Regions from separate parts of the Homo sapiens genome. Here region 1 is linked to region 2. A link is a loop called in an ENCODE intact Hi-C map of the cell type or tissue named here. Cell type or tissue: endothelial cell of umbilical vein. All regions are shown on one strand. Links, peaks and the distances in the headings refer to the core of each region. The heading gives the core; the rest is flanking DNA.

Region 1 (10,408 bases), core at 1,704-9,703, 52 kb after region 2:
ATGTTTAAAGTCACATTTAAATTGGTCAGAAAAGGGAACCAAATATAATTATTATTTGTATTTGGAATACCATTGCGAAAATAAAGATGGGAAGAAATAGAATAATAAACTAATAAAAGCCCTATGATATTGACATAGGAAACAGACCAGTCCACATTATTAAGCAATTATTCCCCTCTCATGATGTGACCTCATTGCTTTATCTCATCAAAATCTTTGAAGTAAGACAATTCTAGCTACAAGTTTGAATTTACTTCTAATCTGTATATCCTAAAAGTGTTTTTTAACCAAAAGATTGACTTAAAATATTTTCATCTGACTCCCTTTAAACCCAAAGGCGTCAACTTAGACAGGAGCAAAAGGATTTTTAATGGATTGAGATTAAATCTATCATTTTTACCCAGGAAAATTCCTTCTTATTTATTCTCAGTCAGTCTCACGTAAAAAGACTATTAAAGTGTTGAGCTCCAGTGTTTTGACTAGCACTTGTACTACAAAAAAAACTTGAAATCTCACGGGAATACAGTTACATATTCACTGGGAGAAAGAATGGCCTATTTAAAAACTAGGACAGATCATGTTGATAGGGAAAAAGGAAATAACTATGTGAACAATATACCCTAAATTAAAGACCGAGTTACTGGCATCCATCTAAAGTCAACAGAAAATGTCATTACTCTTTGGAAGTACTCTTATGCTGTTTTACCATACTAAATGGATAAAAGAGAGAGAGAGAAAGATTTTATTTATATTCGGAATACTATTACACAAACAAGGATGGGAAGAACCAGAACAGTGATCTGATAAAAGTCCCATGTTATCAGTGTAGGAAAGAGAAAGGCCAGTCTACATCATTAAGCAATATTTTTCCCCTCCTGCGGTATGACCTCACTGCTTACTCTCTTGGAATCTCTCTAGAGACAGGTCTCTCTATTATATGAGTACAATAGGAGGTTCAGAGAAAATCAAAAGAGAACATTTTACTCAAAGCCACCACATGACTTTAATAACTTATTCCATGTTCTCTACTGCATATTTTTCCATAGTTTGGAATGCCCTGTTCCACGTGGATGAGGATGCTTGCCATAGCAAGTGTTGTTTTCCACTGTCGTGTAATATTGCTTAGGCTGAAACAGCGTGATGATAATATCCTTTCAGAGTATATTTTCTTTAGTGAGAGCCTAAAGCAATATAAAAGCATCTGTGGTGAATCCATTATTATTCTTATGCCAGCCCACTCATGTGGCCAGTTCACACATCACACAATACATCATTTTCTCTAATCTATTTATTTGAACACCTTTGGCATTTATTGGTATTTCTTGGGTATAACCAATGTTCAAACTAATCTTTAGACCCTTGTGGTCTTTCATTGACCCTTTTTCTGCTTTTGTGTGATGACTTGATGACTAAAGTTGGTTCAGTGTTTCTCAAAGGCAGAACTATGAGCCACAAATCATCATCAACATATTATCAATCCCGGCCAGTAAACCGATTTATTTTCTGCAGAGAAGGAACCAAGACAACTTTGAATTACAGATGGAAAGGCCATTTGTTGCTATTTCAATGGATACTTTTTTAGGAATGTGTACACTTCTTTGAATGTATTTACTAAAAATAAATTAGAACAAACAATTTACTAGGTCTGCATTTACTAAGCATCCCCCTTCTCTCCTTGTAGGTTTTCCACACTGCCTTCTAAGCCCACAGTAGGAAAACATACATTGAGAAATACTGAGAAATAGTTTTTCACCACTGGTAGTTTTAAAGTAGAGCATGTGTCGGAATGACCAGCAACAGTTCTCTGCAATTACTGGCTAGCTGTTCAGGAAGACAAATGTGTATATACTCATAAACGTGTTCCTTAGAAAATTAAGCAGGCATATGACCAATGGCAGCTGCTGGCACTAAGCTTATCAAATCGATCATCTTTGAAAATTCATTTCTTCCTATAGATATATTTTCAGGTAATCATGCACAGTTTCCATGGAAACATTTCTAATTCTCATTGGAGACAAGAACACATAAATAAATAAGAATTAGATTGTTTTCTTACCTTTGGGAAAGCAGTCAAAAGCTATACTGTTGGTGGGATAGTGTACCAAGTAACAGACTTTTGTACACTCTTTCTTACTGGTGGTATACAGTCTACAGGAAAAGTAAATATATAGGTATGTATAAAATAAATGTGCACACAATATTACTTTTTATTATTATTATTTTCCTTTTGGGAAAAGGCTGCGATAGAGACCATACACATCATGCCCACTCTTTTGGTGGGTTCAATATCCTTTGGTAGACCAGGTCACCTCAATTCAGGTACCTCTGAACATGGGAGTACTGGTGCCTCTTGAGTTAAGGGAGTTGGGTTTTACTTGCTTGAGTTAGAACAGCTGAGGGAACCAGCCCAAACATAATTTATCTATCTGCTCAGAGCATTATTTTCTTCTTCTTGCCAGCCCTTTTTTCTCACCCTAGTCCAGTCATGCTGTCCAGCCTGTGTGGTTAGTCCAAGAGGATGAAACAAGTAACATAATGTTGAGAATGTTAGGGATCCAAACAAATGGAGAAGCAAAACAAAACAAGAACCATAACAAATTAACACAGCACAGAAGTGTGTTCTAGAATTTTCTAGGCACCATTATTTGTGTAGAGTTTTGGTGCCCACATCCATTTTCCAGCAGTCTGAATTCTTTTTCTTTCTTTTTTTTTTTTTAAATAACATACCTCCTTATATTGACAGTCCTAGTTTATGTAACAAATTTATTTTGTTGAGAACAGCACAAGTTGTTATTTATGTATTTTCCTTATTGTAGATGCAAATATGGTAGCACAAGAAAAACACCATCAGAATACAATTCCATATCTTATTTTGTATTTCAGGTACAAATTGTTATTCTTCTAACATGTGGTTCATCATACAATGTGTTAATTGGCTTAAACCAGTCTTTTAGGTAGTCTATGTCCAGTCTCTATCCCAGAGTGAGTTCATCAGTCATACATCTCCACATCCAAAAAAAAGGGTGTGTCCCTCGCTGTCCACCCGCCTGCCATCTCTAGTTGCTGCTGACCTGCCAGAGTAAACTCTCTATATCTAGCTAAGGTCCTTGAAGTATTTCTCTGCACGGCTTGCGGGCATTAGCTTAGAAAATGGATGGTAGCTTAAGAGAAAGGTAGCTTAGGGCCAGGCCTCTCTTCACTGTGATCTTTTACTAAAGAAAGCATGAGAGCCAAAGACAATTTACAGAACATCTTCTGGTTGATACCAGTCCAGGTGAAGAAGGCTGCAGTTCTTATCCGCCCATCCCAATAAAGCCATGCTGCCTCTTAGTTAATATTATCCATCCAACTTGAAAAGGATCGTCATGGCCATCAATAAGCCATAGCCCAAGCACAACCATGGCATCTTGTTTATCTGGCATCTACAAGTTTGCCATGAACATACATCTGCCAAGTGAACTGTAGAAAGTACAGGGAAACATGCCAAATTCAGGATGCAGGTGGGAGAAACAGTTTGAGGTGCCCTTCTTCTTAGACAGGAATGTGAGAAGGCATCATCATGGCCAGATATAAAGCTATTCAAACGAGGCCAGGTTCTTTTACACTTTTAGCAATGGAAGTCTTATTTGCATAAATAAAATTTAGTAAGTAGCTGAGCTACAGCCCTATGCCCTCTGAGCTTGCTATTTTTCAATCTAAGTGCAGAGACTAGCAAGCATTGGCCCAACTCTGAATATCTAATATGCCAGCAGTGCGCAGATAAATTGAAATTTTGAGATTTACTTTTTGTTTATTCCACACATAATGGAGTTTTTCTTTCATACAATGGACTGTTAGCTAAGGAAGCAAACTAAGAGGATAATTATATTTCTTGAGGAAAAAATATGGTAGTATAAATGTCTTCCCATATTAAGTCAGCAAGCAAATTCATTTTTATGTAGACATGTAGCTGCAGTGTGGAGTTGGATGAGTAGAAGCATGCATGCACCAGATGGCAAACTGCAGTGATGGAGCAGAGCTGTTAAAAGTGAAAACACTGAAGATTGAAATACATTGAGACTAAGTGTTTAGAGCAACAATGAATAAGAGGACATTTCTGTTCCACTATTTACTTTGTAGCTCATAGTGTAAACTCTACTTCCTCTCAGACACCCTCCCTCAGAAAATATTGTACAGAATTTGCCCACTGGAGAGACAAATTCCTTTTTCAAGTGCATGAGCTACGTTTTTGTTTGTTTTTAACCAGTCAGCTTAAATTCAGAAAATAATGTCATTTATCTCTGTTACAAAAGTTAAGATATTAGAGATAATTTTAGCTATATTTGGCATTAAACAGAATATTATAATGTTACCTAGTATAGCATAGTCATATCTGTTTTTATTAATTGAATTTTTCACTATCGTTCTTTTCCTATATACATGCATTTTTGCATTGCTGCGGACTGGTTTTTCAAATGTCATTGCTGTCTATGATGTTACTTTTTCCCTATTAGTGGCTCGTTTTGAGATCATTTTAAATGACTATTTGTATGTTTGTCTCATCTCAAATGTTTTATTTCTTTGAGTTTTGACTTTGTCCTAGATCAGTATCAATGCTAAAACTTTGGGAGCTATATCCAATGTGGACTCAAATTGAGTTTCCTAGAATAAAATCCTTGTCAATTTCTAGAGCTACACTGTCCAATACAGTAGCCTCAGTCAAAAGTGTGTGCTTAAATTTAAATACAATGTAAATAAAGTTTACTTAATTAAAAACTAAGTAAAATAACAAATGTATTTCTTCAGTTGAGTAGCTATATTTCAAATGTTCAATAGCCACATGTGCTAGTGCTTACTCTATTAGACAGCACACACATAAAACATGATCGTCACTGCAGAAAGTACTGTTGGACAGCTTTTGTGCAGATAAGCTCTTTGGATTCTTTTTTGGGACTTTTGAGAGTTGGGTCATCAGAAACCCCAATGTTTGGAGGTACATGAATCTCCTCCTATGGTTTAGCCAATATCTAGTTAAGTTTTCATGGTGTTTTAGGGTGTGTCTACACAATAACCAAAGAGCTAAAGCAATTTAAAAAAATCTTTCCAGCTGGTGGTGAGAAAAAGACTCTATTTTATTTTATTTTTCTGAATTGTTTACCTTGGCTCTATGTAGACACTAGAACAACAACAAAGACCCAGTGAAACTTTTGCAAGGAAAGAGATACCAAATGAAATCATTGGAATACAATTTTTAAATTAATCAAATGAGGCCTCTACCTGGGCAGCCTTCTTTGAGCTCAGGTTACTCCTGTCTTTGTAGACAAAACAAGCAATAATACGTTACAGTATGTTTAAAGAATCTCCCACCAAACATCATTATATTCTGCATATACAAATGATATTACCAAATAAGGAAACCAAAAGCATAGTTCCTGCATTGGAATTTCGACATGCCATTCATATTCTAAGAAACAGAGGAGCAAAGAGGAACAAGCGTGGGTTGAAGAGTCAGACCTGGGCTTTAGTCCAACCTCTGCTGTTAACCACATGTGTGGCTTTGATAATGTTACTTAATCTTGGGAAGCCAAGGTTTCCTCAGTAAAATAAGAATAACAATATCTATTCTATAGATCTACTGTGAGGAGTAAGTGGGACATTCCACACAAAGCATTCCGCATAATGCCTATTTCAATGAGTACCTTATGCAAGCATTAGCATTAATGTCAGTGTTAGCATTTTAACAACCAATGTCATACCCAAAAAAGCCTCAACAAGGATTGCACCTCATCATTAAATAGCAACAGTAGTAATGTTTTTTGAAAGTTAACAATTCTTAAGTAGCATAGTATTGAATTGTCTAAACTCAAAACTTCTAATTTCGTCTTTTTCCCCAGTAAATATAGCCCTCCAATTATGTTTTCTGCTTATTGACTTTGAACAGTATCTAGTTAAATGTGTGTGTGTGTGTGTGTGTGTGTGTGTGTGTACAAAAATAAAGCTGTTATTGGAATATTTGCAAGAAAAGGTTTTATGAAATGCAAATTTGACAAGACAACCTATAATAAAAAGCCACTAATTATAAATATACATATATGTTTATCAATACAGGTATAGGTATAATAGATGCACACATATGTTCATATAAATTCTTCTCTTTTTTTTCTTTTTCTTTTTTTTTTTTTTTTTTTTGAGATGGAGTTTTGCTCTTGTTGCCCAGGCTGGAGTGCAATGGCACGATCTCAGCTCACTGCAACCTCTGCCCTCCTGGGTTCAAGCGATTCTCCTGCCTCAGCCTCCCAAGTAGCTGGGATTACAGGCACGCGCAACCATGCCCGGCTAATTTTGTATTTTTAGTAGAGACGGGGTTTCTCCATGTTGGTCAGGCTGGTCACCAACTCCTAACCTCAGGTGATCCGCCCACCTCGTCCTCCCAAAGTGCTGGGATTACAGGCGTGAGCCACCACGCCCAGCCATAAATTCTTCTTTTGAGGATTGAGTTTTATCTACCCTGTGGTGTTTAATCTACACTTAACTGCATCTTTTTAGCTACTATATCTTAATAAATTATGCTGAAACTTATTTCTAAGCAAAGCTTTTTGCCTCTTCAGGAAGGGAAAGACGTTGACATTTAGTTGATATAGTATTTTCTCAATATAGTATTTTGTGATACACTTATGACATAGTTATTATCTCTTTTATACATAATTATGTTGAGTTTTAGAAAAGCTCAGTGATTCTTAATGCCACATGGCTGGTAAATGGAGTGGTTTACATTTGAACCCAGGTATGTCTCAACCCAAAGCCTCTTCCTACATCACACTGAATGCCACAGCAAGTCACCATCCACTTGCCCTCCTCTCAATTGGCCACTTGCTCTGGAGACACAACAGAGCCTATATCATTCATTCTGTTCCTCCCTTCTCAGTATGTTCCTTTAGACTTGTCCTAGGACTTCTGTCACAAAGTCAAACTGGAGCCCACAATGTTGTTAATTAACCTTGTTACTTTGTCTACATATTTTCAAAGTATTTCACGACATTCACTCAACTATTCATAAATAGAGACAGGCCAAAATCACAGTTCTTTGTGTAGTGTTTGTCAGGATCAAACCCAGTTGGCTTCTTGGTTTTTATTAAAGATATCTCTCTTATTTGCAGAGCAAAAAGGATTTCTTCAAGAGTACTTAAAATTGAGACTTCCTTCTATTTGGCATTAAGCATTTGACACCAAGATCAGCTTCTAACTGAAATACAGTATGTCGTGAATGACTTAATGGATAACCTGAAATCCCTTCTGCCTTAAACAACAGGAAGTATCACAAATATTTGAATCTGCCTCATTCTAAATGCAACTAGCCAAAATATTCCTGGAAAACAAATCTTAAAACTAGTATTTTAAATCTGAAATTTACTCTTACCACCATATTGTTAGTAAAGTTAGCAATTGGGAATTCTAAGCATTTAACCTTTGAGCTGGTCTTGTGTTACTTACAAAGTGATAGCTATATGCCCATTTTACCTGGGGACATTTGCATGCATGACTAAAGGCTCCTAGAGTTTTGCAGATATGCCATATAATAGCATCTTAAATCCAATGTTTTTTTTCCTTGATTTCTTCCCTAAGGTTTGTCTTGCATAGAATAAAACTCTTCTCCAGTGGTATGGTAGATATGTTTTTCCCCACAGTATGATGCCGTTATCATGGTAGTGTCTGGCCCTGTGTACCTGGATTTGACAACTTTTTCCAATATTTTATATGTTTCTAGAAGACCTGATTAGTACAAAATAACTTTTTCAACATTCACATGCTAGAGGAAAAAAGTTTCGCTTCCAAAATCCTAATTAATTCCCACCGATACAGTTCATTAAGTATGGAAGTTTCCCTGACAAAAAGTTGTTGCCTTAGCAGGAAGGGTGCAAGAAAAGAACAACCTGATAGGTGCATTTGTCAGTTGGAGGATTCAGTACCAGAGGACAAGAAGCAAGGGAAGGGGGAGGCTTCACACTTCTGAAGCAGAGCCTCCAAAAGCTTCTTTCCAACAAGGAACAAAAAGAAAATGGTGGCAGGAATGAGTCAAACTCAAAAGAGCAGAAGCTGGCATTCACCAAGGCAACCCAGCCCATAAGACAAGAACGATCACAGTATTTCTCCAGAGAGGCAAGCACACCCCACATCTTCTAGAGCTTCCTGATGCAGGGTGGGAAGATGAAAGAAACGGAGAGTTACTTACTGTTTGGGTCTACGTTTTCACAGAGCTCGGTCTTTGCCTCACCGTTGGGTCTGTCACTGGGTTTGTGTGACAGCCTCGATGACATGGTGGCTGCTGTGACTACCGCCTTGAAGCTTCGCTTCCGTTTCTGGACATTGAGTTCAGGGTGGAAAATGATGATGTACACTTTCGGCATGTATAGCATCCCCAGCGCCACTGATGCACTTAGGTTCATGGAGATTGTAAGCGTGGTAGTTTGTATGTAGAGCTAGGAGACACAACACACAAGGCACTATTACAAATAAAATGACTGCAGTAGGGGTCTGAACACTTAAAGCGATGTCAAGAACGACTATGGCTAGGAGATAAAGCAATCTTCAGGGCATTTTGATAAATAAAGGAAAGCACAATAACTCTGCACAGTTATTGGAGAGCATATGCATGTATTAATTGATTGAATGCTATTGGGTCAATCCATGCACATGCTTGCCCTACAGAAGTCTCTTATATTAAAGTTCAGAGTAAACCTTTAATCATATTTGAAGGACTTCTAATTGAAGTGGCAGCTAAATATAAAGACATGAAGACCATAGAAATCTGTAATCTTGATTAAGGTGTGGTTAGGTTTTATCTTTCATACATGTAAAAGAGGGTTCACACTCCATGATTTCTTCCTACATTGAGATTCTGGGGCCTTTTGAGAAGTCTTTATCTTAATGTATGTCTCTTTTTATATTGTTTTCTAGAAAGGCACGCCTTTTCCCTATCTGCTGAATAGTGAGTTGACTTTCTCTGAAAACTAAGATCTTCTTGCTTAATTCTGTCTTATAAAACACAAGTGACAAGTGAACAAGATCTAGTGATGTTGGCTTGTCTACTCTATATTGTCAAATTACTAATGAGATGCAACGCCTTATTCTGGAGTTGTGTTATTTGCAGTTTGGATGGTTTGTGCTTGCCTACTGTTTTAGACTAATTGTCCACTATTTCCCAACTCCCTGACCCCCTGATCCCCTGTCTTGCCTTCCCAGGGTTCCGTCCATTTGGGCTGTCCTTTAGATCATGAATGAACTGTACTCATTCAATCACAGAACTTTTCTCCATGCCCCTTTTCTTTATTTTTGTTTTCCTACGTATGGAACGTTCCTCCTTTTCTTCTTAGCATGCCCATCCCAGGCTGCCCGCACTCACAGCCTCAAGTCTAGGCCAGCTTCTTTACTGATACACTCTCAAAGGACTTCTTTAGATCATTTGTCTCTGTTGTAATTATGCACTCAGTATCTTGATCATTTTTCTGCCCATTTTCCTGCTAGGCCTTAAGTTCCATGAAGGCAGGATCTGTCTTTCTGGGACATTATTATTGTCTGCAAAGAAGGCACTTGATAAACATACAATGGATAGGCTCATGTGTTTGTCTAATGGACACCTTTTTCCTACCTATAACTCACTGGTTAAACAGCCTATCGCTATACAAAAATTTCCATCAGACATATTGGCTGCCTGGACATTTCTGATCTTAATTCTTCAAACAGAGGCCCTAGTGAAATCAAAGACAACTTTGCCATCTCGTCTGGAAATAATACAGTTTTCTAGCCAACATTAATTTGAATATGTATGTCTCCAAACGGTTAAAAGGAGCTACCAGCTGCTGACTATAATACATAATGAATGTAACATAGAAAGACAAAACAATGTTGAATTAATGACTCTTTAAAGTGTAAATTAGTTCATATTTTTAAAGTTCATATTTCCCTACTAGCATACCTTTAGACTTTTAATGTCATTCCACCTTGCCAGCCTACACTGTTCAAGAAAGGCTTTACATGGTCACAGGGCTTTATAGACATAGACAATTTTTGTCACCACTGTCACCGTACTTATGAGAGATTTGCAAACCATGGCTTAGTTCAAAAAGGAAAAGGATGTCAACAAACCTATGGGATCTTAGGTTTTGTTTCTGTTTCTCTGCTTATGAGTGAATTTTGCAGTTGATGAAATTATTCAGACTTCTTGTTTTATTATTTATAATTATAAATTATACATGCATATATGCTTATGTATATTTGTATGTGTGTACACATATGTTTTCTTTTTTCAACTTTTAGATTCAGGGGTACATGTGCAGGTTTATTACATGGGTATATTGCATGATGCTGAGGTTTGGGGTATGAATAATTCCACACTCAGGTACTGAAGATAGTACCTAATATTTATTTTTTC
Region 2 (10,408 bases), core at 1,164-9,163:
TCTCTTCTCTGAGATGTCTCCAGCTTCCCTCTTTATACTCTATTAATAAATTTATCAGTGGTTGTTATGCTTTCTAATCAATCAACCCTTAACTTAAAGGGTTCACTCACACTGTGGTATATTTCGTTGTGTGCTCTTCTCACAGACCTTTTAATAATAACTGGCCTTTGCTTGGAAAAGGTCTGTCCTGGGTCACTGACATTAGTTGAGGTTGAATGCAGATTAGGTCAGAGTGTCTTCTTTAGTGCTGATTCACACAATCAAAAGACTACAGATTGACTTGTATAGTGTTAACTGTAAGTTATAAATGGTCATTTGCAGAACTATTTCCATTAAGATGTAAAGCTCACTTAAACCTGTCAGGTGTCTGACACATACACACTCTACATTTGTTTTCCCTAAATGTAGAAATTATTTTTCTACTTGGTACAGTGATTTCAGGACTCACCTTCACTCACTCACTCAGGCAGTAAATATGTATCTACTGTATTGCAGCCACAGGGCTAGGCACTGAAGACCAGCCAATGAGCACAGCAGATTTCATGTCCTCATGCTGGAAACAAAGACACCAGGATCCCAGAGTGTGCCTTTGGTTTAGGTTCTAGTCCTCAATACCAAGTCATACTGTTGCAATGATGTGATATATTCTTTATTCACTAAATCTTGGTAGTTTTGCATCAGTTTCTATTGGGCACAGAGTAACTTTTGTGTAGCATTTACTGATGGCTTATTTTGCTTACTGTTTTTAGATTCTAAATAGAAGTGTTCACTCAAGACAGAGAAATGTCAAGAGCTCTTCAAGAACTCTTAAGCAGGGATTCATATACAATTTTGGAGGAACGGAGAAGTCATATTAACATACTGAGAGTTTGTATTTAAACTTTGAATAATACAAGTAGTACGTTACAGGTACATACATGATTATAGATCTTACACAGGGTACTGTACACTATACAACAAGCCTGGTCTTCTTTTCTGGATTAAAAATTGGGATTCTCTGACAAACTTTGACTTGAAGCCTCATTTTTGTTTGAAACTTATTTCTATATTAAACCATACTGAATTTATTAACTAAAATACAAAAAGGTAAATAAGAATAGAATTTTATGAAATTCAGGGCCTCCTGGAAAATCTGGTGATGAGAACTGAGTCACCGTATGTCCTCATTTGATGAACACATGGCCTCAATAATGCCCAAATCTTCCAGGAAGTTTCCCATTATCCCAGTGTTGTCTTCAACAATACGCTTGGTTTGGGTACAAGGAGGAAAACTTTCAAAAGATGTTTCTTGACTCTGAATCTTATTTTCAGTGTCATAGCTAGAAGATCTCAGCTGACAGTTGCAAGCAATAGTCACAGCTTGCCTTGTCAAATATCAACACACTAATTATCCTCAGGACAAAAGAAGGGGAAAAAAAAAAAAAAAGAAAACCCAGAAGCTTGTACTGACCTAAATACCTGAGACCACCTTTACTGTGTGATTAATTAAGACTGTTTTCTGTAGCATAACTGTCTAGTAAAAACAAAAATGAATTTCCTTAAATTGATTACTATAAAACACTAATTTCTCAGGAAGAGTTTTTACCAAAAGAATAAGTAGGTTAGAAAATATGATCCCCAAATTGTAAAGCTGAGCATTGGCTGGGATTAAGTTAAAATCACGATGAGGTTATGTTTAAAAAAATTGGATATAAAAATAATGGCATTCCGTTGATGCTTTACTTAGATTATCTTCTTGTGTTCTCTGTGGCCTTGAGATGAGCACTGTTTATGATCTCCATTTTACATAGGAGGGGTCTGAGGCTCAGAGGAACAAGCAATCCAGAACTAGGCTGCCTGATGGTTGAATCTTTATTTCTGTCTCCATGCTATAATAGGAAGACAATACTGCAGTTGGACTCACCTGACCTGGGTTCTGATTCAGCTCTGTCACTTACTTGAATGTGACCTTGCCCAGTGTCTTGATAATGAACTCGTTGTAGCCTTTGTAAAATTGGGAGAGGCCGGGTATGGTTGCTCATGCCTGTCATCCCAGCACTTTGGGAGGCCGAGACGGGTGGATCATCAGAGGTCAGAAGTTTAAGACCAGCCTGGTCAACATGGTGAAACCCCATCTCTACTAAATATACATAAAATTAGCCAGGCGTGGTGGCGGGCGCCTGTAATCCCAGCTACTCGGGAGGCTGAGGCAGGAGAATCACTTGAACCCGTGAGGCAGAGGTTGCAGTGAGCTGAGATTGCACCATTGCGCTCCAGCCTGCACAACAAGAGCGAAACTTTGTGTCAAAAAAAAAAAAAAAAAAAAATTGGGAGAATAATTTTTACCTGGTGCACTGTTGATATCACCAATGTACAAAATACCCGTTTCTCATCTGGGAATATAATGTATAAATGTATTTTTAAATTACAGAGTTCTATGCAAATGATAAGGCTTAGTACATGCTTTCTTTGCAGAATTGCTAGGAACATTGCCCCAAAATTATAATGAAGTTTATGCAGGTCCTAGAAGGGCAATTTGTGTACTTTTCACAGCAATGTCCAATGTATTAGGTTTATTTTTAAACCATTCTAGTCCTGTGAGTAAATAAAATAAGTGCCTGTGGTGTCTGATAATTCCATTTATTTCACTAGAAATGTAGTTTATGGTCAGGAAAGAAAATTACTGAGCTCAAAATAGTTGCGCAATGAAGCACTTGCTAAGGAAATATACTTTTTATTTTAAAATAGTATGTTTTTCTCTTATAAAGTTACAGATTTTAAAGAATAATAGTATATGGCATTGTCCCTATTAACTTTTTAAAGTTATATCTACTTATCTACATAAGTAGTTCTCAAAACAAGGTATCCTGAAGAGTCAATGTTTACAGTGAGGTAGTGTTAAGAATACTGGTTTATGAAATGAATTATTAATACACCATTGCTACTTAAGAAAGGTAAGATATTCCAACTCATTCTTGATGTCTTGTCAAAATCAACACTCAATTTGACATTAACTTTATTGAGCTTCTTACTTTATCTTTGCTTTTCTCTGAGCTTTTTTGTCTTACAAAAATTTCATTCCTCAAAGTGCATTCTATGGAACACGCGTAACCCAGATTCAAGGAAGTGAAGAAAAATATAGAAAAGAGAGCCTCATAGATATTATGTTGAGAAACACTGAATAAGTGATATTAAACAGTACTCTTTCCTGTTGCCACCCCATATTTAATTTCTTTATATTTTAAGTGATAAGAAATACTGTAGCTTATTAACTATATACCATGTGTTCTCCTCAGCTCTTTTTGAAGAATGTGTGTATAGATGTGTATGTGAATAAGAACATACATGAAGTGATTTAAACATCCAAAAAGGATAAAAACAAAATATAACAAAATATTATATAAGCCCTGAATATAACACTTTGACATACTGACATCTTGATTCAGGTGCCCCTCCATCCACTCATAGGAAATAAGATGCAATCAAAGCCCTTTACACTCCATGTTCTTCCCCATCCCCCCATAGTATCTACTATCCTGAACTTGGGATGTGTGCTCTTGCTACTACAGTGTTGTCCATAAACTATAGCTATATGGATTTCTGTGTTTTAAGTTGTGCAAATTATTCCTTGCATATCCACTTGAAATCTGGTTTCATATAACATTGTGTTTTTAAGATTTACTTACATTGATTTAATAATCATAGTAACTATATAGCTTTCTATATATTAATGTTAGCATAACAGATTTTCTGTAACTCTTTTCCTATTGATAGACTCTGCTTTCTAATGTTTTTGAAATAAGCAATGCTGCAGTAGATGATACCTACAAAACAATATTTTTAACAAAGTTGAATGACAATGCTATAGGGCAGGATAAAACATTTGTCATGTATTTAACTGACAAAAGATTGATATCTAAATTTTTTTAACTTATGCAAAGGAATAAATAAGAAACAATCTAATTTTTAAAAACATAGATTCAAGATGAATAGACAATTTGTAGATGAAGAAATCAAATAAATGAAAATTGTTCAACCTCATCAACTAGAGAAGTGGAAATTAAAACATTAATAAGATAGCATTTAATGCCTGTACCATTACAAAAGAAAAAATGAACTAATACCAAGCATTGGTGGGTGTGAAAAAGTGAGAACTCTCAGACAACACTAAGGTATAAATATAAGTTGGTAAATTTATATGGGAGAGCCATTTGGAAATATCTAGAAAACCTAAAGCTATGCATACCACTGAATCAGCAATTTCACTTCTAGATCTAGACCTGAGATACTTTCATATGTACACATAGACATGCTTAGGATTTCAAAAGCCTTTAATATAATAATTTTCTGTGTGATTCTCCAAGAAAAAATTCTCTTACAGAGGCTAGGCACATAAAGGTGCAAAGTGAGCCAGGTGTAAGATATTAAGGAAGGATACAGACCATAGTGAACTAGAAATCACCTGCCCCATCTAAAAGGCATAATTATGTGGGATGTTACCACAATAGGACTTTATAGTACATTTTTTGAGGAGGAGCTTGACTGTATAATTTTATGTAAAAGTTCATTTTTTCACTCAGCCATCTAACAAATATTTATTGAGCATGTATTATGTGTTGGGCTATATTCTGAGCATTAGAAATACCTCAGTTTTCAATAAAAGTTTTAAGAGCATATTAAAACCATTTAGCAAATCAAAAAAGAAATAGAGACCAGAGGCTAGATAGCATCTCTAGGCTGCTTGTTTTCAACTCTGTAATCCTGTCTGCACCCTCTCCTGCTCCCCTTTTTAGTGGATCATTTTGCATTATGTAAGAACATACTTTTGGAAGTACATGGGGATATTTCTTAAACCTTAACCCTGCCTATCACTTTAGTCATTTGTAAATCTCACCAAACTTCTGCATGTTGGATTATTGCCTGATACAACTTTGTCCAAACTAACTTTTGTATGAAACCATTCAAAGCACTGTCTGTGCCTCTTCCCCCACCAACTCTGCCAACTAATGCTTCCCTATTAAACATGATTCACAGTTGTTGTTTACTTATAACTATTTCAACTGGGAGGGATTCTTTATATTATGGTTTGCAGTTACTAAAATAAAAAGAAGTACTTTTTTTTGTAATTACTTCTGTAGTCAATGGCCTGTTTCCTGCCTGTTCATTTCATTAGTAAATTGCCCTTAGCCCATCACTAAATAGCAAAAGAGTAGATGTTCTCTTCAACATCTCAATTCTCATTTGAGACTTCAAGAAAGCTACTAAACTTCCTGTATCTTACAAAGAAGAAGCAATTCATTTTATAATGATCTCTCTTAAATCCTTTTTTAAATTTACTACTCAGTTTAGCACATTCCTCAACTTGAGAAGATACAAAGCTAAAGAATGAAGAACATGACTACCAAAAAAATGGAGACATTCCCAATTATACCAGTTCAATTCTGAACTATAAAACAATGGAGACTTTCTCCATCTCCCAGGAGAATGTGAGGCTATTGCTCATATGTTTGGTACCTGGATTTGTTGACACAAGAAACTTGGCAGGGGTAAAAACATGATCAGTCAGAAAAATAACTCAGTATTTCAAATCACCATAATTTCCAATCCAGTGGCAAAAACTCCCAAATCTGGATTTCTGTTGACTACTCAGCCATTCATCTAACAAAATATTACTTAACACATATTAAACACCAGGAACTTTACTACATGCTAACATTGAAAGCAGACATGGGAATCTGTAAGCTGTTCACTTTAACATTTACTCACTTCTCATTCATTGTATATTCACATTTTTTAACAAATATATTAAAGCTGCCATGTGTCATCAGCAAGGGATTGGCATATCCTTTTTTTCTACTCAGTGAGATGAAGATAAAGCATGAATTTATAAACTAAACTCACATTGAGAGGAAACCCCCCCCCCGCCCCTGCCAAAGCAAATTGGCACCCCTTCCTAATGGTGAATAAGGGAGGTAGGTCAGTGGATGGTGAGGCAGCAAACCTGTTACCATATTTGGAGAAAATAGTGATCCACTTCAAGAGAATGGAGAAGCATCAGCCTAGATAACCTTAGAGAAAATGTGTGAAGTGTTTGCCCCATTTGTGCCAGGAACAGGGAAATGAGTCAGATACAATCTTTATTGTTATAGAACTTATAATGCAAAAAAACTATTACATATCTGTGATGAGTGCTTAAAGATATTTTACAAAGACTAATTTTGTCTTGGAAGAGGATGTACTGTGCTAAGCCTGGGAAGGCTTTTCAGTGGAAGGGGCATTGATTTGGACCATGCAGTGTGAGACAATTTAAGAAGAGGGCAGGGCAATATAAAGGTATACTTTGTTTCCAAAGGTGCGTGGAGAGGAGGGTCAGACAGTGCTGGAAGTCAAGGCTGGAAAGGTAGGCAGGGCCACATAAATTACTTCAATAAATAAAACTTCAATAAACCTGCAGATTGTCATAACAAATTCAGGGTAGTGTCAGAGGCATTTGAACCAGGGCAACTCCATCTTGAATAGGGACTGGGTAAAATAAGGCTGAGACCTTCTGAGCTGCATTCCCAGGAGGTTAAGGTACTCTAATGATAGAGGCAGGAGGCAGAGAAATGGCTAGGCAGATAGGGAAGGGTCCCCGGAAAATCTGACCCACCCCACAAGTGTTTACAACAGATGTTTTGTGCAGACAAGGGGGCAGTGGACTGGAGGCCCACATGCACTGGGGGAATGGGGTGGAGCCACCAGAAACAAACATCTTATTCAGGGGAAGAGCCTGGCATCTTTGGCTCCTGTGTGGTGACCCTGGTATTCAGTTTGTGAGGTGGAAACCTGCTTGCAGGATCCCTGTCTTTGCTGAGAGCTTTCCTTTCGCTTAATAAATTCTGCCCTCCTCACTCTTCAGTGTGTTCATGTGCCTAATTCTTCCTGGTTGTGAGATAAGAACCTGGATTTAACTGAAATAAGGAGTAAAAATCCTACATCACTACTTAGGATGACTACTCAGCCTAAGTCACAGGATGAGAGAGGAGGTTGGCACAAGATACAGGTCATAAAGACCTTGCTGATAAAATAGCATGCAGTAAGGCCAAATCCCACCAAAACAAAGACAGTGATGAAAGTGACCTCTGGTCATCCTCGCTGCTACCCTCCCACCAGTTTACAAATGCCATAGCCACATCAGGAGGTTACTCTATATGGTCTAAAAAGGGGAGGAATGAATAATCCACTCCTTGTTTAGCAGATAGTTAAGAAATAACCATAAAAATGGGCAACCAGCGGCCCTTGGGGTGCTCTGCCTATGGAATAGCCATTCTTTATTTTACTTTCTTAATAAACTTGCTTTCGCTTTGCACTGTGGACTAACCCTGAATTCTTTCTTCTGCAAGAGCCAAGAACCCTTTCTTGGGGTCTGGATCAGAGAGTACCAGTACCAGTGTGGTTCAGTAACAGTACCAGAAACAGAAGAATGAACAAGTCAGAATGTCTATGATTATTTAGCTTTCTAATGAACGTTCTCATAAAAAGCCTTTAATGCTAAAGCAGTCGTACTTGAGAAGCCACAGGGAAATATTCACAGTTTTGAAGAGGATCCTCACACTAGTTTTTCCCTCTCGGTAATGTCCTTCTTTGCCTTTTTTCCTTAACTGGTTTCCTGTTCTTTGCTCTGGTTGGTTTTAGTTTCTAGTCACTTGCTCCAAGTGGCCTTCCTATCCCTCCAGACAAGTGAGATGTTCCTGCTGCACCCTCTCATGACCTCTCTACTATTCCCTCCTCATACACAACCAGGGTGAAGCACTAATTTCTCATGTGTGTTTCTGACATTAGAACTTTAAGTATCAGGATGGCAGAGACAGTTTTTTTCTAGTGCTTGGGAAGTGTGCAATGTATAGTTGGCACTCAATATTTTTGGGATGTGTTACCATAGAGAAGCCTTTTGTAATTGCCCTTCCTGCCCACTGCATAAAGAAAGACCACAGCATTGTCATAGAGAAAGAGCTTAATACGGGAGGCTGAGGCAGGAGAATGGCGTGAACCTGGGAGGCGGAGCTTGCAGTGAGCCAAGATCACGCCACTGCACTCCAGCCTGGGCGACAAAGCGAGACTCTGTCTCAAACAAAAAAAAGCTTAATAGACACGAGGCCGGCCATACCACGTGGAAGATGGAGTTTGCACTCATATTATCTCGTTCAAAGCTCACAAGTTAGGGGTTTTTCAAAGACAGTTTAAGGGAAGGGGTGGGAGTGGCCAGGTAACAGATGCTTGCTGCTGATTGGTTGGGACAGAGATGAAATAGTGGGCCAAAGCTGTCTTCCTGAGGACTAAATTGCTTCTGGGTGGGGCCACAAGAGTGGGGGCGCTGGCGATCCACGGGGAGCCATGAGTGTCAGACATGCAAAACAAACAGAAAAGCTATCTCAAAAGGCCAGTCTACAATTGTGGTGTTATTTGCAGGTGTAATTGGGGAAATTGCATGTCTTAGAATCTCTGGAATAATGGCTGACAATCATGCATGTCTGAGCCTTAGCAGGACTCAGCCTCCTCTCCCTCTCCTCCTCCTAGCCTGGTGGCCTCCCTTTAGCTTTACAAAAGTGGTTGAGTTTTGGGCAAGGCCTATTATCATTTAAATTGTAGCCTAAATGTCTTCCAAAGTTAGCTTGGCCCAATAGCCCAGCAATAATTAAGGGAAAGACAAGATGGGGGTTGAGTTAGCTCGCTTACTGTTAGAATTTTCTCACTGATATAACTTTTGCAAATGCAGTTTCACTTTGCTCTCTGAAGTCATTGTCAGCTCTAGGAGGGTCTTAGAGATGAATAGAACAAAAGAAAAATATGTGGGAACTTCATGAGCTTTGCCATCCTTTTTTTCCATCCCTTTTTTCAGTATTCTCCTATGGGTTACTGTATTTAAAGCTAACCCTTATTATAACTCATCAGATTTCCTTTGTAACTTTTCAGCCACAGCATTCTTTTTTTCCCCCTCTTTTTGCATCTAAACATGGCCAAAACAGCCTGGCTAAATTGAGAAATCAATTTTCAGTTCTGTCATGAAAAGAGTACATGAACGTTCTAGTGTCTCTTAAAAAAAAAAACAAAAGAAAAAACTAATTTGTACTTTAAGATGTAAAGCATCAAACAGAGGTTTACGTCGTTCTTAAATGGCATATTTGAAACAAACAGACAAAGTCTCTGTCTTAAAACATCTTTAAGCTTGGCTAAGTTAAAATCTAGGTACTTTGATGGTGTATATGTTTTACTTTGGAAAAAAATAGATATGCATTAAATTACCACATCAGATTTCTACTTTTTCTTATGCACTTTGGGCACTGAAAAGCTTTTGTGCATTTTATAATTTCAATATATTATAGATGCAAGCAATCTGGAGCATATTATGAATGCAGTGCAATCATACATCAAAGATCGAAGCTGTGAACCAAAGTCTGTCTTAAGGCTAATGTTACAAACAAGGCAATAGTGACAAAATAGCAGCAGAGTAGTACTTAGTGTTCCTGGATGAAAAGCTCCTGCTGAAATCCAGGTCTTGCTATTTTTGGATAAGACATTCATAGTCTCTTCATTCATTCCTTTATACATTTATTGAACTTTTACTAAGAACTCACAGTGTACTAGTATAGCCTGGCTATAAACCAGTGGCACAGAAGCAAGGAAAAATAGTCCATATCCTCGAACAGTTTCTGGTTCAGTACAATTCAACATGTATCTGTTGAGCACCTACTATTTGTCAGATACTGTTTTAGGCAATAGGGATGTAGCCATGTTACTGTGCAGGTTCAGTCCCTGCTTTCACAGAGCTTAAATTCTACTTGGAAAGACAGATCTTAAAACAAACAAACAAACAAACAAAAAAACAGGCCAGGTGCAGTGGCTCACGCTTGTAATCCCAGCACTTTGGGAGGCCAAGGTGGGCGGATCACAAGGTCAAGAGATTGAGACCATCCTGGCCAACATGGTGAAACCCTGTATCTACTAAAAATACAAAAATTAGCCAGGTGTGGTGGTGGGCGCCTGTAATCCCAGCACTTTGGGAGGCCAAGGTGGGCAGATCATAAGGTCAACAGATCGAAACCAGCCTGTCCAACATGGTGAAACCCTGTCTCTACTAAAAATACAAAAATTAGCCAGGTGTGATGGTGGGCGCCTGCAATCCCAGCTACTTGGGAGACTGAGGCAGGAGAATTGCTTGAACCCAGGAGGTGGAGGTTTCAGTGAGCTGAGATCGTGCCACTGTACTCCAGCCTGGGCGACAGAGCAAGACTTCATCTCAAAAAAAAAAAAAAAAAAAAAAAGCCGGAGGTGGTGGCATGCACCTGTAATCCCAGCTACTCAGGAGGCTGACGCAGGAGAATCCCTTGAACCCAGGAGGCGGAGGTTGCAGTGAGCCGAGATTGCGCCATTGCACTCCAGCCTGGCAACA

The links. Hi-C counts contacts between places; a loop is a spot of excess contacts. Peaks named below come from ENCODE experiments on the same cell type or tissue, not always from the same donor. Only the 100,000 strongest peaks of a DNase experiment are listed, where the experiment ranks them.
Region 1: a loop joins it to region 2, with 6 times the contacts of the local background. A loop is called at or near these places in 3 of 110 quality-filtered maps.

What each region holds. Positions count from the first base shown.
Region 1 is chr3:7,678,097-7,688,504 of GRCh38, reverse strand. GRM7 (glutamate metabotropic receptor 7) reads right to left here. Exons shown (of 10, transcript NM_000844.4): 9 at 8,210-8,456. Among named protein-coding and RNA genes, the nearest start is that of GRM7-AS1, 150 kb to the right of the region's middle. RefSeq lists an enhancer at 5,309-5,876. In endothelial cell of umbilical vein, for the core only: no CTCF peak of the experiment used is centred there; a DNase peak (open chromatin) is centred at 5,494; H3K27ac peaks cover 1,497 bases.
Region 2 is chr3:7,729,742-7,740,149 of GRCh38, reverse strand. All of the region lies in intron 9 of GRM7 (glutamate metabotropic receptor 7), which reads right to left. Among named protein-coding and RNA genes, the nearest start is that of GRM7-AS1, 200 kb to the right of the region's middle. In endothelial cell of umbilical vein, for the core only: no CTCF peak of the experiment used is centred there; DNase peaks (open chromatin) are centred at 5,509 and 5,819; H3K27ac peaks cover 3,241 bases.